7 separate regions of the Homo sapiens genome follow, and regions 1, 2, 3, 4, 5 and 7 are each linked to region 6. A link is a contact called in ENCODE Hi-C or POLR2A ChIA-PET data. All regions are on one chromosome and are shown on one strand. Each heading gives the region's core, a stretch centred on a gene start or an enhancer-like site at or near the end of the contact. The rest is flanking DNA. Distances are from core to core; before and after follow the strand shown.

What was found. A loop is a pair of places that touch in the nucleus more often than their neighbours do. ChIA-PET counts read pairs that join two places held with the same protein, here RNA polymerase II (POLR2A). Pooled maps may share reads with other maps.
Region 1: a loop to region 6 is called in a pooled map, with 4 times the contacts of the local background. The contact joins the promoter of FLYWCH1 here to the promoter of ECI1 in region 6. A Hi-C loop is called at or near these places in 1 of 37 single-sample maps with no recorded cell type and 9 of 50 pooled maps. POLR2A ChIA-PET finds 5 or more read pairs at or near these places in 3 of 52 experiments (HCT116, RWPE1 and activated CD4-positive, alpha-beta T cell).
Region 2: a loop to region 6 is called in a pooled map, with 6 times the contacts of the local background. The contact joins the promoter of CRAMP1 here to the promoter of ECI1 in region 6. A Hi-C loop is called at or near these places in 2 of 168 maps with a recorded cell type or tissue (CD4-positive, alpha-beta memory T cell and naive thymus-derived CD4-positive, alpha-beta T cell), 1 of 37 single-sample maps with no recorded cell type and 10 of 50 pooled maps.
Region 3: a loop to region 6 is called in a pooled map, with 4 times the contacts of the local background. The contact joins the promoter of TSR3 here to the promoter of ECI1 in region 6. A Hi-C loop is called at or near these places in 2 of 50 pooled maps. POLR2A ChIA-PET finds 5 or more read pairs at or near these places in 2 of 52 experiments (WTC11 and activated CD8-positive, alpha-beta memory T cell).
Region 4: a pooled map shows a loop between it and region 6 (5-fold over the local background). The contact joins the promoter of PKMYT1 here to the promoter of ECI1 in region 6. A Hi-C loop is called at or near these places in 1 of 168 maps with a recorded cell type or tissue (transverse colon) and 6 of 50 pooled maps. POLR2A ChIA-PET finds 5 or more read pairs at or near these places in 3 of 52 experiments (GM10248, Panc1 and RWPE1).
Region 5: a loop to region 6 is called in a pooled map, with 6 times the contacts of the local background. The contact joins the promoter of THOC6 here to the promoter of ECI1 in region 6. A Hi-C loop is called at or near these places in 1 of 168 maps with a recorded cell type or tissue (ascending aorta) and 10 of 50 pooled maps. POLR2A ChIA-PET finds 5 or more read pairs at or near these places in 1 of 52 experiments (WTC11).
Region 7: a loop to region 6 is called in a pooled map, with 7 times the contacts of the local background. The contact joins the promoter of UBE2I here to the promoter of ECI1 in region 6. A Hi-C loop is called at or near these places in 2 of 168 maps with a recorded cell type or tissue (CD8-positive, alpha-beta T cell and sigmoid colon) and 9 of 50 pooled maps.

The regions. Positions count from the first base shown.
Region 1 is chr16:2,909,652-2,913,552 of GRCh38, forward strand. It overlaps FLYWCH1 (FLYWCH-type zinc finger 1), which reads left to right and starts at 2,280. Exons shown (of 10, transcript NM_001308068.2): 1 at 2,280-2,503. RefSeq lists silencers at 2,031-2,090, 2,141-2,450, 2,471-2,620, 2,651-2,750, 2,724-2,913.
Region 2 is chr16:1,610,317-1,614,377 of GRCh38, forward strand. It overlaps CRAMP1 (cramped chromatin regulator 1), which reads left to right and starts at 2,044. Exons shown (of 21, transcript NM_020825.4): 1 at 2,044-2,341. IFT140 (intraflagellar transport 140) reads right to left here and starts at 1,756. Exons shown (of 31, transcript NM_014714.4): 1 at 1,652-1,756; 2 at 348-537. It overlaps LOC105371046 (a long non-coding RNA gene), which reads left to right. Exons shown (of 3, transcript NR_135176.1): 3 at 1-12. RefSeq lists silencers at 83-462, 1,701-2,230, 2,251-2,370, 2,401-2,560 and enhancers at 1,491-1,550, 1,939-2,439, 2,440-2,940.
Region 3 is chr16:1,350,573-1,354,624 of GRCh38, forward strand. TSR3 (TSR3 ribosome maturation factor) reads right to left here and starts at 1,306. Exons shown (of 6, transcript NM_001001410.3): 1 at 1,121-1,306; 2 at 807-1,026; 3 at 235-428. The coding sequence starts at 1,232. It overlaps GNPTG (N-acetylglucosamine-1-phosphate transferase subunit gamma), which reads left to right and starts at 1,359. Exons shown (of 11, transcript NM_032520.5): 1 at 1,359-1,445; 2 at 1,530-1,587; 3 at 1,667-1,734. The coding sequence starts at 1,394. RefSeq lists a silencer at 884-1,583.
Region 4 is chr16:2,977,970-2,981,881 of GRCh38, forward strand. It overlaps PKMYT1 (protein kinase, membrane associated tyrosine/threonine 1), which reads right to left and starts at 2,477. Exons shown (of 9, transcript NM_004203.5): 1 at 2,317-2,477; 2 at 1,679-1,943. The coding sequence starts at 1,688. RefSeq lists enhancers at 1,167-2,043, 2,044-2,919, 2,920-3,796 and silencers at 2,211-2,440, 2,451-2,810.
Region 5 is chr16:3,022,132-3,025,848 of GRCh38, forward strand. THOC6 (THO complex subunit 6) reads left to right here and starts at 1,904. Exons shown (of 13, transcript NM_024339.5): 1 at 1,904-2,234; 2 at 3,577-3,692. The coding sequence starts at 2,196. HCFC1R1 (host cell factor C1 regulator 1) reads right to left here and starts at 1,811. Exons shown (of 4, transcript NM_017885.4): 1 at 1,716-1,811; 2 at 1,343-1,399; 3 at 1,102-1,230; 4 at 494-867. The coding sequence starts at 1,810. The coding sequence ends at 732. TNFRSF12A (TNF receptor superfamily member 12A) reads left to right here. Exons shown (of 4, transcript NM_016639.3): 4 at 1-252. RefSeq lists enhancers at 1,157-1,256, 1,239-1,883, 1,884-2,527, 1,917-2,226 and a silencer at 1,647-1,846.
Region 6 is chr16:2,248,727-2,252,843 of GRCh38, forward strand. It overlaps ECI1 (enoyl-CoA delta isomerase 1), which reads right to left and starts at 2,861. Exons shown (of 7, transcript NM_001919.4): 1 at 2,789-2,861; 2 at 2,590-2,703. The coding sequence starts at 2,840. LOC107984839 (a long non-coding RNA gene) reads left to right here and starts at 2,944. Exons shown (of 2, transcript XR_001752052.2): 1 at 2,944-3,267. RefSeq lists enhancers at 2,193-2,322, 3,253-3,312 and a silencer at 2,533-3,002.
Region 7 is chr16:1,307,812-1,311,688 of GRCh38, forward strand. UBE2I (ubiquitin conjugating enzyme E2 I) reads left to right here and starts at 1,825. Exons shown (of 7, transcript NM_003345.5): 1 at 1,825-1,962. RefSeq lists silencers at 894-1,183, 1,674-1,973, 2,174-2,363 and enhancers at 1,394-1,633, 2,335-2,946.

The DNA.
Region 1 (3,901 bases), core at 1,030-3,529, 660 kb after region 6:
CTGAGGCGGACAATCTCTTGAACCGGAAAGCAAAGGTTGCAGTGAGCCAAGATAGCGCCATTGCACTCCAGCCTGGGCATCGCAGTCAGACTCCTCTCAAAAAAAGCTGGAGGGGCTGGGCGTGGTGGCTCACGCCCGTAATCTCAGCACTTTGGGAGGCCGAGGCGGGCGGATCACAAGGTCAGGAGATCGAGACCACGGTGAAACCCCGTCTCTACTAAAAATACAAAAAATTAGCTGGGCGCAGTGGCAGGCGCCTGTAGTCCCAGCTACTCGGGAGGCTGAGGCAGGAGAATGGCGTGAACCCGAAAGGCGGAGCTTGCAGTGAGCCGAGATGGCGCCACTGCACTCCAGCCTGGGCGACAGAGCGAGACTCCGTCTCAAAAAAGAAAAAAAAAAAAAAAAAGCCGGGCGTGGTGGCAACTGTCTGTAATAATCCCAATCCCAGCTGCTCAGGAGGCTGAGGCAGGAGAATCACTTGAACCCGGGAGATGGAGGTTGCAGTGAGCTGAGGTCGTGCCACTGCACTCCAGCCTGGGCGACAGAGCAAGACTCCATCTCAAGAAAAAAAAAAAGTAATTAAGTTCTGCTACTATTTTATTTTTGAACAGGGTCTTGCTCTGTCGCCCAGCCTGGAGTGCAGTGGCATGAGCGCAGCTCACTGCAGCCTCCAGCTCCCAAGCTCAAGTGATCCTTCCACCTCAGCCTCCTGAGTAGCTGGGACTACAGCGCATCACCACATCCAGCTAATTTTCTCTTGTTCCTCTTTTCTTTTTTTCTGTAGAGAAAGAGTCTCACTATGTTGCCTAGGCTGATCTCAAACTCCTGGGCTCAAACGATGCTCCTGTCTCAGCCTCCCAAAGTGCTGGGATTACAAGCAAGAGTCACTGTACCCGGCCAACATGGATGAACTTTGAAAGTGCTATGCTAAGGCTAGGCGAAAGAAGTCAGTCACAAGAGACCACATATTTGTTGCATGATTTCATTTATATGAAATATGCAGAATACGCAAATCTATAAAGACAGAAAATAGATCATATTACTTAGGGCTGGGGTGATTAGCAAATTGGAGGGTGGTGGCTAAAGGTTTCTTCTTGGAGTGATGAAAGGTTTTAAAACTGACTATGGTGCTGTTTGCACAACTCTCTGACTATACTACATATCATTTAATTGTACACTTTAAATGGGAGAAATGCATGGTATGTGAATTATATTTCAATAAAGATCTTACCAAAAAATAGTAAGCTGATTGTGTTAACATAGTTTTATGAAAAAGTACAATATTTTCCCAAAGAAATTTAGTGAGACGAGTGACATAGTTATACATTTTTGCAAATATCTTTGTTGCGGGCTTAAAAGAAGACTACTGGCTCTCATACCTGCTTCTACATTCAATGTGTTACATCACACGTCATGCAGACTTTGTAATACTATGTAATATTTCTGCTTTTTTTTTTTTAGACACAGTCTCACTCTGTCGCCCAGGCTGGAGTGCAGTGGCGCCGTCTCGGCTCACTGCAACCTCCGCCTCCCGGGTTCAAGTTATTCTCCTGCCTCAGCCTCCCGAGTAGCTGGGATTACAGGCGCCCAGTACCACGCCCGACTAATGTTCGTATTTTTAGTAGAAACGGGGTTTCACCATGTTGGCCACGCTGTTCTCGAACTCCTGACCTCAGGTGATCCACCCGCCTCGGCCTCCCAAAGTGCTGGGATTACAGGCGTGAGCCACCGCGCCCGGCCCAGGTATTTTTTTGTCGTTGTTGGCTTTCTGATGTAAGAAACAACTGTCCCTTCTCCCCCGTTGACTTATTTCCTTCAGTTTGGACTCATATCGTAGTCAAGGTTATAATCCGTTGCTATCGCTGTTTATTTGAATCTCACACTGGTTCCGCTCTGGGGTAGGGTCACTGGGGGCGTCAATGAGATGCATGAGAATCGCCTTCCCACGGGGTCAGGAAACTGACAGGCCCAAGAGTGCATCTCAGCAAACGCTCCGTTTCCTGCGGGCAGCCTCAGATACTGGGGACCGTCCTGGGGTCTCAATTAAGCGCCCCCTACCCCAGCCCCTTTACGCCAAGAGCGTCCTGTTCAGCTCCCCCATCCTAGCTCCGCCCCTGGACGCCGCCGTCCAATCTCGGGATGGCCCCGCCTTTTCCGTGAGTTACGTCCCCGCCCCCATGCGCTGACAGGCCAGGCCTGCGGCTCGGCGCCGCGCAGGGAAGACCCGGAGCAGCGGTTTACCTAAGGAACGGGCCGCGCGGTCTTGCTGCGCATGCTCTGAAGTAGCGCGCCTGAGCGTTCCGCAAGGCCGGCTCCCCGGCGGGGTCGCGCGCGCGGTCACGGGGCTCGCTCCCGAGGGGCAGGTCGGGGCTGGGAGCTGGTGCCCGGGTCGGGGTGGCGGCGGCGGCCTGGGTCGCGGGGTCGACGCTCGCTGCTGCAGCGGCAGAGGCTGAAGGATCCGCCGCGGCGCTGTCGCGGGAGAGGGAGGGCCCCGCTGCCGTCGGTGAGGACAGGCCCCTGCGGGCGGGGAATGTCCCGCGTCCCCGGCGTGGACGCGCCCGCAGCCCGGCTCTCCCGGGGGTCCCGAGGGTTGCGGGTGCTGGGGAGGGGTCTGCGTCCCGGCGCTCAGGCCGCCTCCTGTGGGGTCTCCCGCGATTCCCTCCTTGCTCCTCGCCCCTCCATCCCCACCCCCCCGTCCCCTGGCCTAAGCCCGACACCCCCACATCAAGGATCCCCGCACTCGTCCGCCGTTTCCTGGCGGTGTCTGCCCCGCCCAGCGCTGCCTTCCTGGACCCGCAGCATCAGCCCCGTCCCACGGTTGCAGCTCGGGCGGTCCCAGTGACCTTGCACTTTTGCGGGTCGGGACGCACCCCGCTCCCGCTTCTGACCCTATAGATCTCCGGTGACGGCTTTCGAACTTTGTTGACCCACAGCCGACACTGAGAAATGCCTTTTACGCGTGTACTCTGTGCCTGTGGGTCTGGATGACTGAAGCACAAGTTTAAAGGGAGACGCTTGTTTAAGCTCACATGACGCAGCTGGATCTGTTCGGATTAAATTCCGTTCCATTCTCTTCCACCCCGTTCCAAAAGGCTGCTGCTAACCCATGGAGCCTGCACATAACGGGTCTGACGTAGTTGAAACCCTCGCTCTAAACCCTGCCTGTTGTTCCTTTATTCCTTGTACTGGAAGCTGAACTCCCATAGTCAGATAATCATGTGCAAACTCCAATTCCAACGAAATGGCTTATTTTTATTTGCATATTTCTGCTTTCCAAGGGCCAATATGATTTCCAGGGCTTGATCTAGATTTTCTCGTGTGATTATATCATGTTTCTCTTGTTCCTTTCCCAAGTGCTACTGGCGGGACGTGTGGAAGGAACAAGGCTGAGGTTGGGGCTAGATTGCGGAGTGTTTATGACGCCCAGCTGATGATGCACTAAGGCTGGAGATGGAGATGATTTAATTGGGGAGAGACATGCTGAAAGTTAAGCTTTAGGAAGAGTGACCTGTCAGCACCCTATGTGGAGAATTGGAGTGGCTGCTTGCCAAAGCTGGCAAGATCGTTCAGAGGCTTTGGCTTGGGCTAAAGAGGTCGTGGTAAGGGATCATGTCCTGAGTTGGTGGGAGTGGGAAGGAGAGGGAAGATGGGTATATCAGGCATAGAGGGAGAGAGATTTGAGGATGCATTAGGCTGTGGGAAGGAGTAAATAAACTTATATTATGATGGAGGGTGACTGGGGAATACCGGGCTGGGGGGGTCTCATTGGCCAAGCTCTCCCTTTCTGTGCGCTCTAATTTCTAAGTTGCTTTGGAGCTGTGGCTCTTGGGCAATTCTGCACCCCAGGGAACGTTCTGCAGTGTTGGTGGTCACAACGTGTGGTAGGGCATGACAGTGGGAT
Region 2 (4,061 bases), core at 794-3,293, 640 kb before region 6:
TTTTGTTTTGCATCTCTCGTTTGTCCCGTTTCGCCTCGGGGGTGTGATGGCGCCGCCCACCTCCCCACCCCGCCCATTCCAAAGGGACTCTCCCAGCTACCGGAATCAGCCGCGATTCGAGGCCGGGCGGGGGCGACAGCCATAGTCCGACGAGCGACCTGGACCCCGCGCCAAGCCCGCCCCAGCCTCGATGGGACTCGCGAGGGGCCGCGGGGACTCGGCGGCGCCGGGATCGTGGGAGGAGACGGGAGGGTCCCGACGCCCGCCACCGGTCACATCCTCGGCCCCAAACCCCGGCCTGGCTCCTAAGGACCTGGGTCGGCCGCCCTAGCCCTAAGGCCACTCACCTCTGCCAGGCCGCTGAGCCGCCGCGCGTTGCCGGGACAACGGCGCGCCAGGAACGCGGAAATAGCCGAAGGTGAGCGAGGCGGCCCCGAGGACTCCCGAAGCGCCCCGAGCGGCCGGAAAGAGCCGAAGGCGATCGGGCACGCACGTGCAGCTCCGAGGCCCGAGCGTCGGGGGCCAGGTTATTCCGCTCTGCAAGAGAGAAGCGGGACGAGCTTTTTCTAGGAGAGACGGCGGCGCAGGGCCGGCGTCTGGGTCCCCTTTGTGTGGAGGGCGCGCTGTCACAGCCCCGATCAACCGCGGCATCCTCCCCTCCTGGGCGTGTTCCCTTCCCGTGCATCCCGAGGCGGAGCCTTTCCAGCACGCGGCGGTCTCGGCCCAGGCCTTCCCTGGGCTCCGCTTTTCTAGTTTCGGAGCGGAGGGCGTGGGTCAAGCGTTTCTGGGAAAGTCGATGCGCTCGGCAGTGTCCTGAGGTGTTGGGTGACTGAGGGCCTGTTCCATCGCCGGGCCCCGGACTCCACAGAGCCAAGCGAGGCAGGGAGCGCCCCCAAGAAAGCAGCTGGCGGCCGGACGCGGGGCTCGCGCTTGGGCTTCCAGCTCTTGGGGGCTGGGGCGGGCGGATCGTTGGAGCCCAGGAGTTCGAGACCAGCCTTGGCAACAAGGCGAGATCCTGTCTCTAAAAAATTACAAAAATTAGCCGGGCGCGGTGGCGCCTCTAGTCTCGGCTACAGGAGGCTGAGGGAGGAGAATCGCCTGAGCCCCGGGAGGCGGAGACTGCAGCGAGCCGAGATCGGGCCACTGCACTCCAGCCTGGGCGACAGAGCGAGTCAAAAAAAAAAAAAAAGAAAAGAAAAAGAAACACTGGAATTTGAGCCGGGCGCGGTGGCTCACGCCTGCAAACCCAGTACTTTGGGAGGCTGAGACGAGCGGATCACTTGAGGTCAGGAGTTCGAGACTAGCTTGGCCAACATGGTGAAACCCCGTATGTACTAAAAACACACAAATTAGCGAGTATGGTGGCGCGCGCCTGTAATTCCAACTACTCGGGAGGCTGAGGCAGGAGAATCGCTTGAACCTGGGAGGCGGAGCTTGCAGTGAGCCAAGATTGCGCCACTGCACTCCAGCCTGGGCGACAGAGCGAAACTCCGTCTCAAAAAAAAAAAAAAAGAAAGAAAGAAACACTGGAATTTGAAAAACACCCCTCTGCTTTCTTGCTATGAAGAAAATGACCAAGTGCCCAGCGCCGCTCGGCTACGCTAACGTAGCGCAGAAGCACATACTCCACCCAGGAAAGGGTGCGCTTAACTGCCTCAGACGTGCTTCCACACTTCTCAGAACTCAGGTTCGCGCCCGATTCCACACTCCGAGCTACCACGCCGTTTTCTTCTCACGTATCCGTCAACACTGCTGCGGCCAATCACAGCACGGGCCCTGGCCTATTGGCTGTCTGTCCACCAATCCAAAGAGACGCACAGTCCGCAAGGTCGCGAGGCTGGCGTCACAACACTACTGGCGCCGCGGGCTCGCCCCCGACGCCCACCGGGCTCGTACGTGCGAGCGCGCCCGCCCAGCGCTAGCCAATGGGAGCGCCGTTTTGGGGAGACGGGCCCGAAGAAACATTGGGGGTGCTCGCCCCCGCGTTCGTCGCCCCGCCCCGCGCGCCCGCGCACCCCGGCCCCGCCCCCGCGCGCCGTCCGTGAGGTCCCCACCGGCCGCCGTAGCCGGAACTGCTGCTGAGGGCGGCGGGCCGGCTTCGCTAGGGTGAGTGGCGGCAGTATCTGCGTCCGCAGCCCCCGCAGCCGCGCGCCGGCCCGCGGAGGGGACGTGCCGGGGCTAGCGCCGCTCGACCAGTCGCTTCCGAGGCGGACGACCAGCCCGGCGTTGCGGCCTCCCTGCAGCCGGCGCTCGGGGGCCGGGGCTGCCCGGCCCGGCTGGTTCTGCGGGCACCCGGGGAGGCCCCGGGAAGCCAGGCTGCCGCCCGGCGTTGATGAAAAAGGTGACCAAGGCTGGGCGGCGGGGCTGTCATGGCGAGGCCCGGCCGGGGGGTCCTGTCGGGCGGCGCGGGAGAGCGCGGGGGGGGCGTCGCTTCCACAGCGCCCGGTACAGCCACAACTGGCCTCAGGGCGAGGAGGCTTCTGCGTCCCCATCCCGAGACGCGAGCCGGTGCGGAGCGGGACGGGGCTGGAGGAGACTGCGCCTCCGAGAAAAGTCCGGTCTCGTTGGAGGTTCTCGCGAAAAGGAGGCCATCCCCCTGCTTGTTGGCCCTTAGGGTAAAGTCTGGACGGCGTCGGTCCTTTCAGTGGCGAAAAGCGCTTCCCCGTGCTCGGTCGGCGTCTTGGGTGTGGAGCCCGGCGAGCGGGCGAGTTCACTCTGGTGGCCGAGTTTGTTTTGCTTGGGTCCCGGGTGGCCTGCGGGCGGACAGGTCCCTGGGCAGCGGGGTTCTCAGCCCGAGACGAGGTCTTTGGGGGTTTAGGTTTCTTGAGTGGAAAGAGGTGGGTTGAGGGGGAAGAGTGGGAAGTCTTGCCACGAAATCCCTTAAGTTGGGGTGTTTGTCGTGGGTGGTTTTGTTCTTTGGCAGAGTTTTTTTTAAAACTAGCATGAACTCGAGATTCCCTAGACCAATTCCGACAGGAGAAAACGGCCACGGATCCTTGTGTGATCTGCACCTCAGGGTGGGGGCATCATTGCGACTTTGAAGCCATTTCCCGATCTCTCGGAAAGAGAGGTCCTCGCCCGCGTCCCTGTATTTCGTGGTTGGTGTTGGTGCCTCGATCGTGTGTTCCTTTGAAGTGGAAATGCCCCCGTTCTCAACAGTTGAGTTGAACGCAGGGTCAGTATCTGCTGAGGAATCTAATCTTCAGCGTTTTTGCTTCCTCACACGTGCCCGTCCCGGACTGTTTCTGGGCTGCAGCTCTTGCTGTGTACCTGATTGTCTGAGTTTATTTTTGAGTGGCTCTGCTTTCTGGGCTGCAGCATTTTTAGTCACTGCACTTTGTTGTTGACATTTTACAGGGCGGTGGGTAGCAAAGTTGATGCAATAATTTTATTAATTGTTGCCAAGAGTTTTAACACCATTGTCTTCTACCGCTTCTTGCACCTGGACCCGGACATAACTGGGCTGTCACTTTCCCGGGTGGTTCCAACCTGTTCCATGCAACAGGCTCCTTTGTTGCAAAAGCATTTTTAACTAGTAAATCCCCGCAGCAGCTCACATTTCCCACCCTGGGAAGAAGATTCCCAGAGACCCGGAGCTGATTATTCTTTATGTGTGTTTTAAAATAAGCAGGCGGGCCGGCGGCATTGGGCCACCATGGAGTTCCCCGTGCGGGCAGGCGAGCCCGCGCTTCTCCCGTCCCGGGGTGGATCCGGCCTCCTCTGTCCTCCTCCAGGGCCAGCTCTGGGGGCCGGCGCGTGGGGCAGGTGCGCGGGGCCCGGGAGCCCCGCGCCTTTCGGGGGGCGGGGAGGGGGTGGGACGAGGGGCTAGGGCTGGGGCTGCGGCCCGGCCGGCCGAGGCGGCGCAGGGAGCGAGGCCGGCGCGCAGGGCCAGGCCATGAGCCGCGGCCCCGCCGGGTAGGTGGCTGTGGGCGGGGCAGCGGCCCGGACCCGCAACCGTGCCCAGACCCGCGCCCGCGCCGGGGCTCCCATAGACCCCGGGGCCGGGGCCGGGGCCGGGGCCGGGCAGGGTCCGCCGAGCTGTCGCGCCCTCCCGCCGCCGG
Region 3 (4,052 bases), core at 56-2,555, 900 kb before region 6:
TGGCACCCCACACACCGGCCCTGATAGAACAGCGATCCCATTCTGCCTCTACTGCAACTCCACAGGCCGAAAACCTGAAGTGACAGTTGGGGCTGGAACCGTGGTCTGTCTGAACTGTTCCCCTGTCCGTCCCTTATGCTCCTCCTGGGGTCTGTCGGCAGGAAACATGATGCTGGGAGCATAGCAGGAACAGCAGGCCGCCGGGTCACACTGCTGTGGGGCCCCTGGACTCACCTACGATGCAGAAGGTGGCAGCAAACGCTTCCACGCAGGAAAGTCTGTAGGGCCGGCCATAGTTCACGGGGTTGGCGGCCACCAGGTAGGGCAACAGGCGCAAGTGGCTCCCTCGCATCTTCCCAAACGGTGTCTCGTCCAGCCTGGCCCAGGAGCAGTCGATGACGGCGACCCCAGACTGCGCCACCAGCTGTCTGCCAGGGACAGCATGGGATAAGTTCAGGAGCCAGCACTACCCAAGGTGGAGCATGCCCCGGAGAATGGCCTAGCTAAGGGATTCAGGGACATCATTCCGCCATCCCCAAACACCCTCAAACGGACTTCACGAGCAAGCTTTTGAGGCAGCTGCTTGGGGCACCTGGAGCATGTGTTTATTCACTCAACAAACGTTTATTACCCCAAAACCTCCTTTATCCCAGGCTCTGCGCTACGCAACGGAGGCAAACTAGACAGACGTTCCCTGCCCACGTGGGTGTGGATGTGGGTGCGACATACAAGTGCCACTAAACCATCCCTGAAGGGAACCACGCGCTGGAAATGAAGACGACCTCGGGCAGGCCTCCCGCGCCTACCTGTCTGCGGGGGACGCGTACTGCTTGCCCACGGGGCTCAGCACCAGACCGCCGAATCTGTGGCCCAGGCGCAGGCAGCGCACCAGCCCCAGGCGGGCCAGCTTGCGGCCCGTGCAGCGCCGGGGGTCGCAGTGGCCCAACTCCCACATGGCCAGCGTGCAGGGCAGCGCCGCCGGGCCCGGGCCGCCCTCGCCGTCAGCCGCCCCTGGCTCCACGGAAGCTGCACGAGAGAGAGAAGGGCACTCGGCCTCAGCGTGGGACCCCCGGGCAGGCCCTCAAACCCTGACCCGCTCTCCCCATCACGCCTCGCTCACCCTGCAGCGCGGCGCCGACCTCCTCGGCGAAGGCCTCCAGGGAGCGCGTCGGGAGGTGCCGAGGGCGGCCGCCTTCCGCCCCCGGCCCGCGCGCTGCCCTCCTGCGGCCCATGGCGCGGACCTGGGGTGCCGGGGACTCCCCACCCCACGGCCGCGCCCCTCGGCCTCCCAATGGGCTGTGCGGCTGCCAGCGCTTGCGCCGGACGCCACTTCCGGTCCCCGTGGTCACGTGACCGTCACTTCACGTGACCGCGCGGCGGCCGCTGCGGCGCGATGGCGGCGGGGCTGGCGCGGCTCCTGTTGCTCCTCGGGCTCTCGGCCGGCGGTGAGTGGCCCGGCCGTCCGCGTCCCCAGGCCCCGCGCGCGCTCTGCACCCCGGCCTCCCCGCTCACGGTCTCGCTCCCCGTAGGGCCCGCGCCGGCAGGTGCAGCGAAGATGAAGGTGGTGGAGGAGCCCAACGCGTTTGGGTGAGCAGCCTCGCGGGCTGGCGGCTCGAGCGGGGGACGGCCCGGGCCCGTTCCCCGCTGACCTTGCCGCTTCCCGTAGGGTGAACAACCCGTTCTTGCCTCAGGCCAGTCGCCTCCAGGCCAAGAGGGATCCTTCACCCGTGTCTGGTGAGTGAGGAGCGCTGTTGGCCGGCGCGGGGGTGGCCGCGGGGAGCAGCAACAGTGGAGGATGGATGAGTGACCCTGAGAGTTACGGCCCGGAGTCTAAAGCATTGGTTTGTCAGCCTTCTAAAATTAATGTGGAAGTACGAGAGAATATACCAGAACGTTCTTGTAGCGAATTAAATTATCTCCAGACTTAGTCCTTCCTTTCCTTTCCGAGAGGTAACTGCTGTTAATAGTCTGGTGACTTTGCAGACGCGTTTCTGTGCTTTTACGTGCGTGTCTATGCAACTGGAAAACGTATAGTTTTTGTAATCTAATCGCTTTTTTAAAAAATCATGCTGCGCGAGTATTTGGCTGATTTGTCGTTGTCACTCGCTGTATCTCTCGGGACGCTTCATGGTGATGATATAGGTCTTCGTTCTTTCTCTTGGTGCTCAGCACGCGATAGGATGGCACTGCACTCCCCGATTGTATTTAGGTTCTTGCCATTTTTTTGGCCATTAGAAATAGTTCTGTGGAGAACATGCTGTGTAGGTGCTTTGGTTTGCCCTCAGGTGAGCGGTTTCCCAGTGCAGGATTCCAGAAGTGGAATTGGTGGGTCATGAGTATATATATCATTTAAACGCTGAATGAGTATTAAATATAATAGACAAAAATCCAAGAATTTTTTTTTTTTTTTTTTTGAGACAAGAGTCTCGCTCTGTCGCCCAGGCTGGAGTGCAGTGGCACGATCTCGGCTCACTGCAACCTCCGCCTCCCAGGTTCAAGCGATCCTCATGCCTCAGCCTCCCGAGTAGCTGGGATCACAGGCATGCATCACCATCACGCCCAGCAAATTTTTGTATTTTTAGTAGAGATAGGGTTTATTTCACCGTATTGACCAGGCGGGTCTCGAACTCCTGACCTCAAGTGATCCGCCCATCTCGGCCTCCAAAAGTGCTGGGATTATAGGCGTGAGCCACCGCGCCCAGCTTTAGTAATTTTATTATCGAATACCTTTATGTGTTAGGGTCTGTGCTGGGGTTGCAGAAACGAACACAGATATACCAATGCTTGTCCTCATGGAGCTGACAGTCTAATGGGGAGGGATGGAGGAACAGGCACTGAGCCTGTAGAATTAGATAAAATACATAGAATGGCCAATGATGAAAAATGCCATGTAGATGTGTGAAGCAGAGGAGGGAGTGTGTGTATGTGTGTTAGAGTATTGTTTGGGGGATCGCTTTTTTTATTTTTTAGAGACGGGGTCTTGCTCTCTCACTCGGGCTGGAGTGCAGTAGTGCAATCATAGCTCACTGCATCCTTGAACTCCTGGGCTGAAGCAATCCACCAACCTCAGCTTCCTGAGTAGCTGGGACTACAGGTGCACGCCACCATGCCCGGCAAATGTTAAGTGTTCTTGTAGAGATGGAAGTCTCACTATGTTGCCCAGGCTGGCCCCAAACTCCCAGCGTCAAGCAATCCTCCTGTCTTGGTGGGGATTGCTTTAAATAGGGTGCTGAGGAAAAGTCTAAGAAGTGACATTTCAGCCAAAAGCTAAAGGAGAAAAGGGAGTAAAGCTGTGGCTATTTGGGGAAAGGGATCCAGGAAAGGGAGTGGCCAAAGGCCTTGAGCAGGACAGCCAGGGCCAGAGGGGATTCAGCTGGGGTAGCCACAGATCAGAGATAAAGGGGATCAGATGGTGCCGCACCGTGTTGGTAGGTTTGGTGGACTTTGACTCCAAACACATCTTTTTAAGTTTTTTGTTGTGTGGCTGGGCGTGATGGCGCACCTGGGGTTAGGCTCACTTCCCTGCGGCTCAGAAGCCATGGGATGGTGGCTTCCCAGGGCCTGAAGTGCTGGAGTCGGGCCACCACCTATCCCAAGAAGCTGGGGAGGAGGCAGGCCACTGTGTAACAGCGCAGTTCCCGACCGAACCCCTTCCAGTAGGAGAGAGGCAGCCTTGGCTAATGGGACCACGTCTTTTTGGAGGTGAGAGTCCTGGAAAGAAAACAGAATATGCTGGTCGTGGTGGTGCGTGCATGTTGCTCGGGAGCCTGAGGTGTGACGATCGCTTGAGGTCAGGAGTTCGAGACCAGCCTGGCCAACATGGTGAAACCCCGTCTCTACTAAAAAAAACCACAAAAACAAAAGTTAGCCGGGCATAGTGGTATCCTCCTGTAATCCCAGCTGCTTGGGAGGCCGAGGCTGGAGAATTGCTTGAATCCAGGAGGCGGAGGCTGCGGTGAGCTGAGATCATGCCCCTGCACTCCAGCCTGGGTGACAGAGCAAGACTTCGTCTCAAAAAAAAAAAAAAAAAAAAAAAACCCATAAAAATTTAG
Region 4 (3,912 bases), core at 1,227-3,726, 730 kb after region 6:
CAGGCTGGGAACATGGAGCCCCAGCTCATTTGTAGGAAGGAGGCTCCACACTGGGAGAGGGCAACCAAGAAGGCCAGAGGCTCCTGCCCAACCCAGCGACCTGCTCCTAAAGCAATAGCAGCACTCAGAGAGGTGCCCCGCTGTCCTGCCCCCAGTTCCACAGCATGGCTCAGACAGAGATTTAGCCTAGGGGTAGACGTAGGTCATAAATAGAGCTCTCCCCACCCACCAACCCCCTGAAAATTGGCTTGATTTGAAACAGTGCGTAGGGAAGTTCAAGTTTAAAGGGGCTGTCAAAATCAGTGGAAGTTTTGGTGGTGCGCCATTAAGAAGAGACTGGTACCCGCATTAGGGCAACCAGCTGAACCATAGGCCAGCTAGTTTACCACAGAGAAGTGGAGAAAGAGCTAGCTAGGAAGAGCCTGCCTGCTGTCAGAACAAACCTCACTGACCTCAAAAGCCACCCTGTCAAAGGAGCTCAAAATTAATTGGATCTGGCCAGGCACAGTGGCTCATGCCTGTAATCCCAGCATTTTAGGAGGCTGAGGTGAGTAAATCACCTGAGGTGAGGAGTTCGAGTCCAGCCTGGCCAACATGGTGAAACCCCATCTCTACTAAAAATACAAAAATTAGCTGGGTGTGGTGGTGCATGCCTGTAGTCCCAGCTACTCGGGAGGCTGAGGCAGGGGAATTGCTTGAACCTGGGAGGCAGAGATTACAGTGAGCCAAGATCATGCCACTGCACTCCAGCCTGGGCAACAGAGCGAGACTCTGTCTCAAAAAAAAAAAAAAATTTAATTGGATTGGACCGTGGAACACTTTATGCCCCAAGGTATTGTTTGTTTGTTTGTTTTTGAGACAGGGTCTCACTCTGTTGCCCAGGCTGGAGTGCAGTGGTATGATCTCGGCCCACTGCAGCCTCCGACTCCCAGGTTCAAGTAATTCTCTTGCCTCAGCCTCCTGAGTAGCTGGGATTACAGGCGTGTGCCAACACACTAGAATAATTTTTATATTTTTAGTAGAGATGTGGTTTCACCATGTTGGTGAGGCTGGTGCACCAAAGTATTATAAAAAACAATAGAGCGGCTGGGTGTGGTGGCTCACGCCTGTAATCCCAGCACTTCGGGAGGCAAGGTGGGTGGATCACTTGAGGTCAAGACTTCGAGACCAGCCTGGCCTACATGGTGAAACCCCATCTCTACTAAAGATACAAATTTTTGCCGGGCGTGCTGGTGCATGCCTGTAGTCCCAGCTACTCAGAGGCTGAGGCAGGAGAAATGCTTGAACCCAGGAGGTGGAAGTTGCGGTGAGCCGAGATTGCGGCATTGCACTCCAACTGGGCGACAAGAGCAAAACTCCATCTCAAAAAAATATACATAATAGTAAATAAAAAATTAAAAAGAGCAGTCTCCAGTACCTGAGGGAGTACAGGGGTGAGGGGAGCGATGCTACCTGGGCCTGGCTGGCAGGCTGCCCTCCATCTTGTGGAGACTCTTCCTCTGACTCTAACTACCTCAGAGTCCCAGCCCAGGGTTTCTCCAAGTCAGGAGCCAGGGTGTTGGGATCCTGGAGGTCACTGGTCACAAGCACAGCCTCCAGGCCCAACCCTGGCACACTCGGGGACCTGGGCCTGTGCATCTTAACCCAGTTCTCCCACCGTCCCTGCCCTACGACTTACGTTCTAGCATGACTGGCCTGGCCCAACAGCCTCAGTGGTGGGACGGGGGAGGCAGGAGCAGGGGCTCCCACGTGAATCCAGGGTGTCCCTGAGCTAAGGCCAGGCGGGGGTGACCTCCGCAGCTTCCGGGGCCCTGGGCGATCGGGCCGTCTCGCCTCACCCTCTCACCAGGCCCGACACATCTGCTGGCCACCTTTCCCGGTAGACGGTAAGTTCCTCCCAGGCAGGGCCGCGGCTGACTTCACTCCGTGGGTGTGGGGAAGCCCTGGCGAACAGAGCAGTGGACGGGCTGTCACGAGGGAAGAGGGGCTGTTGCAGAAGAAGAGAGGCTGTCCCGGGGCAGGGGCTGTCACGGAGGAAGGACTGTCACGGGGAGGGCGGCGGCGCGGGGTTGATGGACAGCAGGCGGGGTCTCCGGGAGGGGCGAGTAGGGCGGGACCGCCGCTGGGAAGGGGCTCGAGGCAAGGGAACCAGGAATTGGGGAGGACGGGAGGCAGGGGCTCGCGGGGGCGGGCCTGAGGGGACGCGAGCGGGCCGCCGGGGAGGCCTGAGGGGCAGGGGTAACGCAGACCTGGCGAGGCGGAGGGGAGCGGCGAGGTGGCCACGCCGAGGCCCCTCACGGCGGGGTCTGGGCTCACCTGGGGCGACTGGGCGGGGCGCGGGTCCGCGAGGGCCCAGATTCCGGGTCCGCGGAGGCCACGGGACCCCTCGGGTGGCTCAGCGGGCCGGAGTCTGCCGTCGACTGTTCCGGACGCCCGGGCGGAGGACTCCCGTGAGGGGGAACGGCCCGTGAACGCGCGCGGAGCTGCTCGCGCCAAAAATTCCAAACCGGCCTCGAGGCTCCTCCCCCTCCCCAGTGCAGCCCGTCAGGGGTGCCCGGGCTCCGAGGCTCCGCCCCTCGTGCTGCGTGCGCGCCGCCGAGCCGCCCCGCCGCTCACTGCGCAGGCGCACAGGATTCTCCGCGCTGGCCCGGGGCGTGGGTGGCGGCCTGGTTCTGAGTCGCTGCGCGGGGCTTCAGCCGCCCAGTCCCTGGGACGCCCACTGCCCTCCAGGCCTCGCACCCGACACCCACCGCCCTCGCTGGGCTGGCGTAGTGTTTGGGTCCATAAAAGGGACCGCCATCCCGGTGCTCGGAGCAGGCGTAGCCCCAGGGTTACTCCGGGTAGGACCAGGAAGTCCCTACGGCCTCCTGGGTCCCGGCACCCCCCTTCTCACTCCGGCCGTGTTCTGAACCAGGGTCGCGGTGGGAGGCCAGACGCACGACCCCCAACCCCTAGCGCACGGCTTCGGGAGCCAGAAAAAGCCGCCTCTTCCAGGAAGCTCTCCAGATAGGCAGGACTCTGCTTGGCCTGACCTCGCCTGCCTGCAGCTTCCCTGCCAACAGGCCTCAGATACTTTTTTTTTTTTTTTTAGACAGGGTCTCACTGTCACCAAGGCTGGAATGCAGTGGTGCAGTCCCCAGGTTCAGGCGGTTCTCCCAACCTCAGCCTGCCGAGTATGTGAGATCACAGGCGCGCGCCACCGCACTCGGCTCATGTATTTTATTTTTAGACAGGGTCTCATTCTGTTGTCCAGGCTGGAGTGCAGTGGGGCGATCTCGACTCACTGTAACTTCCGCCTCCCCCGCTCAAGCGTTCCTCCCACCTCAGCCTCCTGAGTAGCTGGGACCACAGGCGCGCGCCACCACACCCAACTAATTTTTGCATTTTTTTGTAGAGACGGTGTTTTACCATGTTGGCCAAGCTAGTGTCGAACTTCTGACCTCAAGCGATCCGCCCGCCTCGGCCTCCCAGAAGGCTGGGATTACAGGCGTGAGCCACCGCGATTGGCCGCAGGATCATAGTTCACTGCAGCCTCGAGCAGCCACTTCCGGGGCAGCTCCTCCATTCTCTGAGTTTGAGACTTGCTCTCAGCTCAGATCCCTTCAGCGCTCTCCTGGCTGAACGACCTTGGGAATGCACTGAGCCTTTCTGAGCTTCGGATTAGTCTCCTCTCCTGGAAAAAAAAAAACAGCTGAGGACGCTGGGATGATCCCCTAAAGTGATTAGCAGGGGCCCTCGCGGAGCAAGTCGGGCTAGGGATTGTTCCTTCCCTCACCGAGGGGCTCTTTATCTGTTTAACTGGGTGGGAGGAGTACGCTTCCGGCCAACCCTCCCCCAAACGCTGGCCTTCTCACTCTCACCTCTCCTTCCGCCTTATTTTTGCTATTGCCCTGATCTCTGTCCGATGTTCTA
Region 5 (3,717 bases), core at 654-3,153, 770 kb after region 6:
CTGGGGGCCAGGCTGACTTGGGGGGCAGACTTGACACTAGGCCCCACTCACTCAGATGTCCTGAAATTCCACCACGGGGGTCACCCTGGGGGGTTAGGGACCTATTTTTAACACTAGGGGGCTGGCCCACTAGGAGGGCTGGCCCTAAGATACAGACCCCCCCAACTCCCCAAAGCGGGGAGGAGATATTTATTTTGGGGAGAGTTTGGAGGGGAGGGAGAATTTATTAATAAAAGAATCTTTAACTTTAAATGGTTTGGAGAGGCAGTGATCCCCGACTGACTCCCCTGAGCTGGAGGGAGGGAGTGAGTCAGCCAGCCGCGGGGGCGGGGGTGAGGCTCTGACTCACACATTCTCAATGCCTGGAACTCAGCCGGCAAGGACCTGGCTGGCCCTAACAGTTTTCCAGGGAAGATCTTGAGGAGAAACCCCAGCATCCCGCGCCTCTGCCCTCTCCACCATCCCCAAAAGCCCCAGGTTCCAGACTGAAGCCTTCCTTTGCTCAGCAATCTTTATTCAGTTCTTCTTGGGGGTGGGATGCCTCCCTTCCCATGCTCCCACCCCTCCCATCCCAGAACTCCGTTGGGCTCAGTGTCCTCTGTTGAGGGAAGGTCTTGGTGCCCAGATGCCTACTCTGCAGGAGAGGGAGGAACCTTGTCCCTTTGCGGGAGTCGCTGGTCTCTTCTGTTGTGGGGAAGAAGGAAGGTGGGAGGGGCACTGTCCACCAGCACTCAGAGCTCCATTATGTCCCCAGCTGGGGTTGCAGGGTAGGGGGGACTGGGGGTGTCCCCCAGCCTCAGCAGACGGAGGGCCTCAGGGATGAGGCTGCCAGGATAGCGCCAGAGAAGCAGCTCAGAGCAAGGGCTCCTAGAAGAGGAAATGACTGTCAGGGCATGGAGCTGAGGCTGGCCTAGCTGAGCACCTCCCACCAGGTCCAGGTCCCCAGGGGCTCCTGGGTTCCCAGCACTTTCCAAAGAGCCAAGATGGGAAACAACCCAGAGGTCAGCTAGAGCTAAAAATGGCACGATGAGGCAGGGCCTGAGGTCAGCTGTGAGGACCGCCTGTGATTCTGCAGAAGGCCTGGCCAGTGGAGGAACCTACCTGAGTGGGGGCAGGGCTGGGGAGAAGGTCATGGGGGGGCTGCAGTAGGGGTGGTCATTGTGCAGGCTGAGTTGAGAGAAGTGGGTGGCCATGTTCTCCTCAGACAGAAACTGCTTGCGCAGAGGCTCCCTGGGGAGAGATGGCAGAGAGGCAGGCTGGGATACTGACACAGGAGGCAGCCTGTTGGGGACCAGAGGTGACAGAGATCTTGTTGGGAGTCCCTCCCTGCCCCCAAACTCACTGCTCCTCCTCCAGGCGCCGCTTGGTGCTCATGGGCACAGCTCCTCGGAGAGGGGAGCTGGGAAAAAAAGAGAGCCTGGTGCACCCCACCCTCTTGGCCCCTTCCCAAGGATCTGCCCGCCTAAGCCTGCAGCATCAGCCAGGAGCCCCAAGCCCATTCCTGTCTCAGCTGGTGCCGGTCCCCGCTCTCCTGGACCATCCAGCAGGGTACCTCGGAAGTCTCGACCCTCAGCCGCAGCCCCAGTCCCATCTCAGCTCACGCCTAAGCCCCGCCGATTCGCCCCACCCCGTATTCATCCTGCAGACCAGTCCTGAGCACCCAGCCAAAGCTCCTGCGGCCCTTGGTCAGGCCCACCCTGGTCCCCTACACGCACCTGGCGTCCAGGCCCCAAGTCACCCCCAAGGCGGCCCGCGGGAGGCGCTGGGCCCCTCCCTGGGGGCCTCGCTGCAAGGGCTGCTGCAGGATCATTGGGTTTTGGGGTCCTGCGGGTGGGATCTGGGCGACAGGGGAGGAGTCTCTGAGGGCGTGGCCAAGAGAGGATGGGCGTGGCTTTAGGCGGGCACAGCCGCGAGGTTCTGCGCGGGCGCGGAAGACGGGCGGCGCGTGGCGGAAGGCAGGCTTGCTCCTCGGGGTGGGGGAGGGTATCCGGCTTAAGGGGGCTGCGGTGGACACCACTTCTTAATGTCGGGGGTCTTCGCGGCGCTCACCTCGGCTCCTAGGGTTCGGGACGGTACGCACCAGCCACCTTCGCGCCGAAGGCGGTAGGGCGCCACGGAGAGGAACCGCTCTAGGCACGTAAGGCCTCGTGAGGTTGCGTCGCGCGCGGAGCACTCTGGGACTTGTAGTTCTGGAGATGGAGCGAGCTGTGCCGCTCGCGGTGCCTCTGGGTCAGGTGAGACGGACGTGGTGCGCGTTGCCTTCTGGGGTTTGTAGTTCACGCATGGCTGGGACGGGGCGGGCAGGGAATCGTGCCCTGAGCCCTGTTTTGCCTGGGCTATTTGTGGGACTCAGACTCTGACCAGGGGGGCGGGATAGTAACCCAGAAGTGCTTCAGGGGCTTAACGCAAGTCAGAGAGTAGGAATTATAAATCAGTACGTTTTTCTATGTTGGGGTAGTAGAGGTACTTTTTTTTTTTTTTTAATTTTCTAGTTCTTGCAAAGCACTTTTTTTTTTTTTTTGAGACAGAGTCTCACTCTGTCACCTAGGCTAGAGTGCAGTGGCGCGATCTCAGCTCACTGCAACCTCCGCCTCCCAGGTTCAAGCGATTCTCCTGCCTCAGCCCTCCAAGTAGCTGGGACTATAGGCGTGTGCCACCATGCCCAGCTAATTTTCGTGTTTTTAGTAGAGACAGGGTTTCACCATGTTGACCAGGCTGGTCTCGAACTCCTGACCTCAGGTAATCTGCCTGCCTTGGCTTCTCAAAGTGCTAGGATTACAGGTGTGAGCCACCACGCCCGGCCAAATTTTTTTTTTTTTTTTTTTTTTGAGATGGAATTTCACTCTTGTTGCCCAAGCTGGAGTGCAGTGGCTCCATCTGGGTTCACCGCAACCTCCGCCTCCCAGATTCAAGCAATTCTCCTGCCTCAGCCTCCTGAGTAGCTGAGATTACAGGCATGCGCCACCACTCCCAGCTAATTTTGCATTTTTAGCAGAGACAGGGTTTCTCCATGTTGGTCAGGCTGGTCTTGAACTCCTGACCTCAGGTGGTCCACCTGCCTTGGCCTGCCAAAGTGCTGGGATTACAGGCGTGAGCCACTGCGCCCGGCCCCACATTTTTAAATTTTTTTTGAGACAGAGTCTCACTATGTTGCCCAGGCTGCTCTCAAACTCCTGGCCTCCCAGAGCGCTGGATTACAGGCATGAACCACCACACCCGGCTTAAGCACTGAGTGACAGCCCCATGTAAAGCTCTTGTCTATACACTAGCTCATCTAATTGTGATGGAATCTTCTGTGAGCTCCATTTGTCAGTTGAGGAAGCTGGCAGGAGAGGCCTGGGTGCTTGCTCAGAGGTCCCTGAGGCATCACCTCAACTCTCCCCTTCTTCAGTGTCTTCTTGGAGCCACCCATGGGACTGCATGGGCAGGTGCTGGCTTGGGGCGGGGCCGCCTCAAAAGAAGGCTGAGAAGTCAGGACAGTGGGAGGCCTGGCAGGTTTTGGGGGAAGCAGGGAGGAATCTGTGGATGGGAGGTTTCATACGTCCCAGGCAGGCCTCATCCAGTCTTTCCCTGCAGACAGAGGTGTTCCAGGCCTTGCAGCGGCTCCATATGACCATCTTCTCCCAGAGCGTCTCACCATGTGGGAAGTTTCTGGCGGCTGGCAACAATTACGGGCAGATTGCCATCTTCAGGTACCCTCTGCCGCTGTCCACCCAT
Region 6 (4,117 bases), core at 1,611-4,110:
TTTAAGTAAACAAGTCAGGCACTTACACAATTCAGTATACTGACTGTGTTGTGCAACTATCGCCGCTGCCTAGTTCCAGAACCTTTTCATTGTCCCAAAAGGAATCCCTGTCCCCATGAGCAGTTGCTCCTCATCCCACCCCTAGCCCCTGGAAGCCGCCAGTCTGCGTTCTGTGTCTGCGGTTTTCCTGCTCCAGCCATATTCCATATCACTGGGATACCGCCGGGCTTTGTTGTCGGCTTTGTCCACTTAGTATCATGTGTTCAAGGTTCATCCATGTGGTTGTCATTCCTATTTATTTATTTATTTATTTTATTTAATTAATTAATTTATTTTTGAGACAGATTCTTGCTCTGTTGCCCAGGCTGGAGTGCAGTGGCGCGATCTCGGCTTACTGCAAGCTCCACCTCCGGGGTTCACACCATTCTCCTGCCTCAGCCTCCCAAGTAGCTGGGACTACAGGTGCCCGCCACCACGCCCGGCTAATTTTTTTTTGTATTTTTTAGTAGAGATGGGGTTTCACCGTGTTAGCCAGAATGGTCTCAATCTCCTGACCTCGTGATCCGCGCACCCTGGCCTCCCAAAGTGCTGGGATTACAGGTGGGAGCCACCGGGCCCGGACTCAAAAACATGTTATCTTAAGGTATTGGAATGGGTAGTGTGGACTACACATTGTGAATATACTTACGGCCACGGGGTTGTACATTGCAAAATGGCTAGAATGGTAAATGTGAGGCATATTTTAAAGATTTTTATGTACACACACACACACATTACCTCCGGTAAAAAAGGAAAAGTGTTCGTACAATGACAATTTTTTTACTCGAGTGCCTCCCCACTTTACCATATAAAAAGACAACGTAAGCCGGGCGCGGTGGCTCACGCCTGTAATCCCAGCACTTTGGGAGGCCGAGGCGGGTGGATCACGAGGTCAGGAGATCAAGACCATCCTGGCTAACATGGTGAAACCCCGTCTCCACTAAAAATACCAAAAAAAAAAAATTAGCCGGGCGTGGTGGCGGGCGCCTGTAGTCCCAGCTACTTGGGCGGCTGAGGTAGAAGAATGGTGTGAACCCGGGAGGCGGAGCTTGCAGTGAGCGGAGATCGTGCCACTGCACTCCAGCCTGGCGACAGAGCAAGACTCCGTCTCAAAAAAAAAAAAAAAAAAAAAAAAAAAAAGACAAAGTAGAGTTTGGAGTCAGAAAGTCAGGCCTGACTGAGATTGCAGTGAGCCGGAACCGCGCCATTGCACGCCAGCCTGGGTGACAGAGGGAGCCTCTGTCTCAAAAAAAAAAAAATAATAATTTTTTTTTTTGCATTTTGTTGAGATATATTCAAATATGCTACAGAAATGATCCCTTCAGAAACTCAGTTTTTACAAAAATTAGTGGGCATAGTGGTGGGTCCCTGTAATCCCAGCTATTTGGGAGGCTGAGGAGGGAGAATCGCTTGAACCCAGGAGGCACAGGTTGCAGTGATCGGAGATTGCGCCACTGCACTCCAGTCTGGCGACTGGAGAGCAAGACTACATCTCCAAAAAAAAAAAAAAAAAAAAAAAAAGTCAGTTTGAAGTTGGTCTTAGTTTGTCCCTCTCAAGTTTGTAGAGAGAGCCCAGGCAGCTCCCTCAGCCCAGACAGAGAGGACGGAACCAAGTTCAGAGGCACCAGGAGCCTGGAGTCCTGAAGCTGTGCAAAGTTGGGCACAGCCCTGAGTCTGGGGGGTTGGGGAGGGCAGGGGCTGTGACTTACTTGCGGAGGGGGAGGGCCTCCTCTCAGGAGCCACAGCAGGGACTGCTGCACCGGGAGGTCCAGGTCAGCATGTCCTGGAAGCAGAACTGCTGGCGCCTAGGCGTGCCCTCTCGGTGCCCTCAGCTCGGCCTCCTGTCTGGAGGGAGCGCACAGGCTTCTCTTCCAAAAGTACTTTTTCTATCCTTTCCAGTGGGTTTTACCAAGGGTTCTGACGGGCGGGTAGGTACGAGGTTCTGTGCCACATGGGAGTGTTAACAAACGTAATTTTATTCCAAAAGATTCCAATTCTTTTCCACTTCCAATTGAATAACTTAGATAACAGCTCATATCCCCGCCAACTTTATTTTTATTTATTTATTTATTTTGAGACGGAATCTTGCTCTGTGGCCCAAGCTGGAGTGCAGTGGCACAATCTCGGCTCACTGCAGCCTCCACCTCCCAGATTCCAGCGATTCTTCTGCCTCAGCCTCCCAGGCATAGGCACGCACCACCACGCCCAGCTAATTTTTTTCTTTTGTATTTTTCAGTACAGATAGGGTTTCATCATGTTGGCCAGGCTGATCTCGAACTCCTGACCTCAGGTGATCCGCCCGCCTCTGCCTCTTAAAGTGCTAGGATTACAGGCGTGAGCCACCGCGCCCGGCCTCCGCCAACTTTAAAAACAGAAACTTTTATCTCATGACGAACGAACCCAGGTAGAGCGGCAAGGTTCTGTTTCGAAACTTGGGTTCTAAACACAAACCGAGCGTCGACAGACGTGGTTCTCCGACAGCACCCCGCGAGCGCGGACCCCCGCGGGTCCTGACCCCACGCCCGCCCTCCCTCGGCGCCGCCCGCTCACCTGCGCCCGCGTCCGGCTCCACCAGCACCCGCTGGCTCCCGAAGCGCCGCGCGCCGTCTCCGCCGCCGGCCGCCCGCTCCGTCCGCCCGAGGGCCGCGCCCGGGAGCCGGGCCCCTGCGAAGGCAGCGTGGGGGAGCCCGTTAGTTCCCGGTCCTGGCCCCGGCCCCGGCCCGATCCCTGCCCACCCCGGGTTTCGCACCCGCGCGGAGCAGAACGCGCGCCGGGACTCGCACAGAAGCCACCAGCGCCATCTTGACCGCAACGCGCGGGATAAAGGTCGCGGGCTGAGCTCGCCTCCTGGGGAGGGGGCGGAGCCCCCCCAACTAGGTCCCGCCCCGTTCCCAGAGGCTGGTCAACGCCTCCACCTACCGGCCGAAACAGCCGCTCGCCGCCCTCCGGCTTCACCCCGGGCAGCCGCGCGCTTCCGGGGCAGGCACCTGGATCTGGGCCAGGGCTGGCCTACAAGGAGGCGCAGGCCCACTGCTGAAGCAGCCACGACCAGCTCAGCGCCAGGGCAGGCTCTTCTACAGCGCGGGACACTGTAGGCAAGAGGCTGCCGGTGTTCGTGACCGCGAGCTCTCGGCCGGGCCCAGCTACTGCAGTATCGGCGCTGGAAAGGCGATCAAAGCACGGAACCCCTCCCGAGGGGGCCGTCAGGGAGGCCAGGGGCTGCCTGGGGTGAGCCCGGCCTCCTGCCCCTTTGGGAACAGGATCAGAGCTGCAGGTTTAGTCACCGAAATGGGGGTGGGGGCAGCAGAACCCAGCGGTAAGAACAGGCCACCCGCCTTGCTCAGCACAAGGGCAAGTGCACAAAGGCCGGACCGCAGTGGCACCTTTTTATTTGCAGAGAAATGCCGAAAGATAAGAATACAGTCTGTTCCCGCTGGGCCGTAAGCGGCAGCTCGGGAGTGGGCCTTTGTACTGTCTGGTGTGGGGTTTTGGTCAGACCACTGGGAGCACTGGGCAGTAAGGTCCCAGCTGTGTTGGGTGGTCTCAACTTTTGTTCTCATCTTAAGCATTTCCAATTCTTCCTTGTGTCCCAAACCAATTTTTGAGGTGGAAAAATGGCCACTTAACGGAGGAGGAAGCAAGCCTGGCATGGTGACACACACCTGTAACCCCAGTGACTCAGGACCAGCTGGGTAACATAGCAACAACTTGTTGCTACAAAAAATTCTTAAAAATTAGCTCCTGCTGCTGGGCGCGGTGGCTCATGCCTGTAATCCCAGCACTTTGGGGGCCAAGGTGGGCAAATCATGAGGTCAGGAGTTTGAGACCAGCCGGGCCAATATGATGAAACGCCGTCTCTACTAGAAATACAAAAAATTAGCTGGGCATGGTGGCAGGTGCCTGTAATTCCAGCTACTCAGGAGGCTGAGGCAGGAAAATCACTTGAACCCAGGAGGCAGAGGTTGTAGTGAGCCAATATTGCGCCACTGCACTCCAACCCAGGCAACAGAGACTGTCTCAAAAAAAAAATTAAAAAATTAAAAAAAAATTAGCCCCTGCTACTCTGGACACTGAAGAA
Region 7 (3,877 bases), core at 575-3,074, 940 kb before region 6:
AAGGGAATGAGTGAGGGATGGAATGAATAAGGGAGAGAATCAGTGAGGGAGGGAGGGAATGAATGAGTGAGGGAGGGAATGAGTGAGGGAGGCAGGGAATGAATGAGGGAGGGTGGGAATGAATGAGGGAGGGAATGAATGAATGAGGGAGGGAATGAATGAATGAGGGAGGGAGGGAATGAGGGAGGGAGGGAATGAATGAATGAGGGAGGGAATGAACGAATGAGGGAGGGAATGAATGAGGGAGGAATGAGTAAGTGAGGGAGGGAATGAGTTTGTGAGAGTGGGAATGAGTGAGGGAGGGAGGGAATGAATGAATGAGAGAGGAAATGAGTGAGGGAGGGAATGAGTGAGGGAAGGAATGAATGAGTGATGGAGGGAATGAATGAATCAGTGAGGGAGGGAATCAGTGAGGGAGGGAATGAGTGAGTGAGGGAGGGAGGGAATGAATGAGAGAGGGAATGAGTGAGGGAGGGAAGGAATGAATGAGGGTGGGAATGAATGAATGAGGGCGGGAATGAATGAATGAGGGCGGGAATGAGTGAGAGTGAGAATGAGTGAGTGAGGGAGGGAATGAATGAGTGAGGGAGGGAATGAGTGAGGGAGGGAATGAGTGAGTGAGGGAGGGAATGAGTGAGGGAGGGAATGAGTGAGTGAGGGAGGGAATGAGTGAGTGGGAATGAATGAGTAAGTGAGGGAGGGAATGAGTGAGTGAGGGTGGCAATGAATGAGTAAGTGAGGGAGGGAATGCGTGAGAGAGGGAAGGAATGATTGAGTGATGGAGGGATCGAATGAATGAGGGAGGGAGGGAATTAGTGAGGGAGGGAGGGAATTAGTGAGTGAGGGAGGGAATGACGGAGTAGGGGAGGGAATGAATGAATGAGTGAGGGAGGGAATGAATGAATGTGGTCACTCCCCGCGGTCCCCAAGCACCCGGACACCGTGACCTTGGCTGCGGCCCCGCCGTCGGCGAAATGCGGGCGGGGGGGCCGGGAGAGCCCGGGGGCCAGCACGGTCGCGCGTTGGCGAACGGACTGTCCCGCGCGCTCGCGGGTCTGGGGGCCTCCCGACCCGGTCCTGCTTGTTGCGTGGGCGGGAGGGGGGACCGGAAGCGCCCCTCCCCCACGGGCTCGCCCCGCCCCCGCCGCTCGCGGTCCCCCACGTCCCGCCCGCGCCCCGGCCCAGGGCCAGCCCCCGGTTTAGGGAGCATCCACACTTCTCCTCCCGTCGGTCATGCTCGCATTCGGCCTTTTGTACGGGGTCAGCTCATTGGGCGGATGAGAAGGTGTCCCCGCCTACCGCCCCGAACTGGCCAATTGCAAGGGGTTTCACAGGGCGCTGAACTCGCGGGAGCGTCACCGTCCTGCGACGCTTCAGAGGATCCTTAGGCCTCAGTGGTCTTTGACCCCCGGCCCCAGGACCTGACCCCAAGGAAACCTCCGGGACCTGTGGCTGGAGAGGTGACCGCCAGGCATCCGGGGAGCCTTTGGAGATCTCGGCTTCCTTTTTCCCCCGCTGCTTGCCGGCGTGTCCTCGGGTGGACGCGGGCAGCCCGAAGGGGAGTTTACAGACGCTCCCTCACATCGGGGACGCGGCTCCTTTAAGGGCGTAGGTGTCCAGGGCGCCGCCTGACTGGAAAGTCGCCCCCCGGCCGGGCTCCTGGGGCGGACCCGGGGCGCGGGCGCGCGGCGGCGGGGCGCGGGCAACGGGGAGCGCTCGGCGGCGCGGGAGGCGCTCGGGGCCGGGCGGCAGGAGCGGCGCGCGAGGCAGGCGTGCAGAGGGCAGCCCCGCGTTAGGCCCCGCCCCGCGCGCCCCGCCCGCGCCAGGGTCCTCGGAGCTGCTCTGGCTGCGCGCGGAGCGGGCTCCGGAGGGAAGTCCCGAGACAAAGGGAAGCGCCGCCGCCGCCGCCCCGCTCGGTCCTCCACCTGTCCGCTACGCTCGCCGGGGCTGCGGCCGCCCGAGGTGAGCGCGTGCGGGGGCCGGGCCGGGGCCGCGGGGCGGGGGTCGGGCCGAGGCCTCTACTCCTGTTGGGCCCGGGCCCCCGACTGCCCCGCGCCCCGCCCCGCCGAGCCGGGCCCCGCGCCGCGGCCGAGCTTTCCGGGGAGCCCGAGAGGCCCCGCGCTCGGCGCCGGCTCGGTCCGCGCTGCTGGCGCCGCTGGGCTGCGGCCCGAGCGGCCGGGCCGCCGCAGGCCTTCGGGGCCGGGGCTCCCCCACTTCGCCCCCGAGGTGCGCCTGGCGCGGGGCCGGGGCAGCCACCTGCAGCCGGGGCCCCGCGAGGCCGCGCCTTCCTCCTGCGCGGGGAGCGGCTTCCGGGGTCACGGTCGCCCCGCGGACGGATAGGATGGGCCGCGGGGGGAGAGTCTTGGATTGCAACATCGCTGGCTCGCGGGGGTGGGGGCCGGCGAGCGGGCTTGTTTTCGGTGCCTTAAAACCAAAACAAGTGTAAGTTTTCTTGTGCCTCTGAAGATGCTCCGCTGGCGCTTGCTGGGGCCCTGAACGTGAGCGCCTCGCTGGAGGGGGAGTTTTATTCTGTTTTGGACATCTCTTTTTATCGGTTGAATAGTAGTTGGTTCTGGTAGTTAACGTGCGTAGGAGGAATGTAAGGGAATGATTAGTTGGGCTTGTGATCGTGGCCTGTAGTCACGCTTGAATCGCAGAATGAAGTGGTTTTGTTTGTATAATTGGAAGTTACGCTTAGTTTCTCTGTTTGCAAAGTGCCTGTCTTTGGGGAGTTCGGTTTGTTTCCTTTTACAGGACCTACCCCAAGTGTTTCTTGCTCTTCAAGAAACGTTGCCTTTGGGTAGAGAACCTATGCAACGGAAGACGGGACGGATCCTCAGTTTGCCCTGATTGCTCATTCAGAGAGGTCCGTTCCCTAGGCCACTGGGTGATTGCTGGTGTGCGCTTGTATGGTGTCTCAGGGTTTGGGATCTTGCTTCAGAAACATTCTCGGGGCCTGGGGCAGATCAGGTGCGGCCAGGTAAGCGTCTCCCGACTGCAGGTGCTTGGGTCTTGCAGAAGGGAATACCTCCCCAAGCCTGGGAGAGTTTGCATTTGGGTGCAGGAGGGCCTTTAAAGGCTTCTTGTGCCAGCCTGTCGTGGCGACCACCCGTTGTGGAGATCAGTGCGGTGGAGTTGTGGGAGGTGAGTGCTTTGCTCACCCTCAGCCAGGAAGTTGCTCTGAAGTCGGTGCTGTCAACCAGCAGAGCAAGGCGGTGATCCGAGAAGCTAAAGCTCAGCCGGTTGCGGGCGCCCAGCAGGAGGACAGAAGGCAGACTTTCGGGCCGCTCCTGGAGTGCCCGGCCCTGTCCCCGTTTCTGCAGTGTCTGGGCCTTGCCTGGCTCTAATAGATGAGGGTTGTTTTTGTCTTTGCATCATAAAAGTTTCTTGCTCTGAAGCGTTTAGTAACTACTAGCCGTTCACTAAGTGCCTATCTGTGAATTTGGAAGGGCAAATTCGATTTTCAGCGGAATTTTGAACGCTTGATCTGTGTTGTGATTACATTGTAACAGATTGGCCGCTTTCTCCAGAAGGCCAGTAGGAGGGGGTGCAGGGGGAGGGGCCTGGCTTCTGTCTGGGACACGGTGGGTGTGCACCTGTGGCTCCTTGCCCTGGCGGTGCAGTGCCTGTGAGACCACCCCGTGGTGCTGAGTGCTTTGGGGCAGGGGACACAGCAGCAGCAGCCAGGTCTTGGCAGGAGGTCTCGCAGGACCACCCCTCACGACTTCTCACACCTGAGACAGCAATAGCTAGGTGCTGGGACGGGGGCCTCTAGGCGGCTCTGTCCAGTCCTCAGCAGGAGGGCTGCCTGTGGCAGGGTCCCAGGCCCGTCTGGCCTCTCTGTGGCCTGGCCTTGCCTGGCTGTGAGGATAGCCTT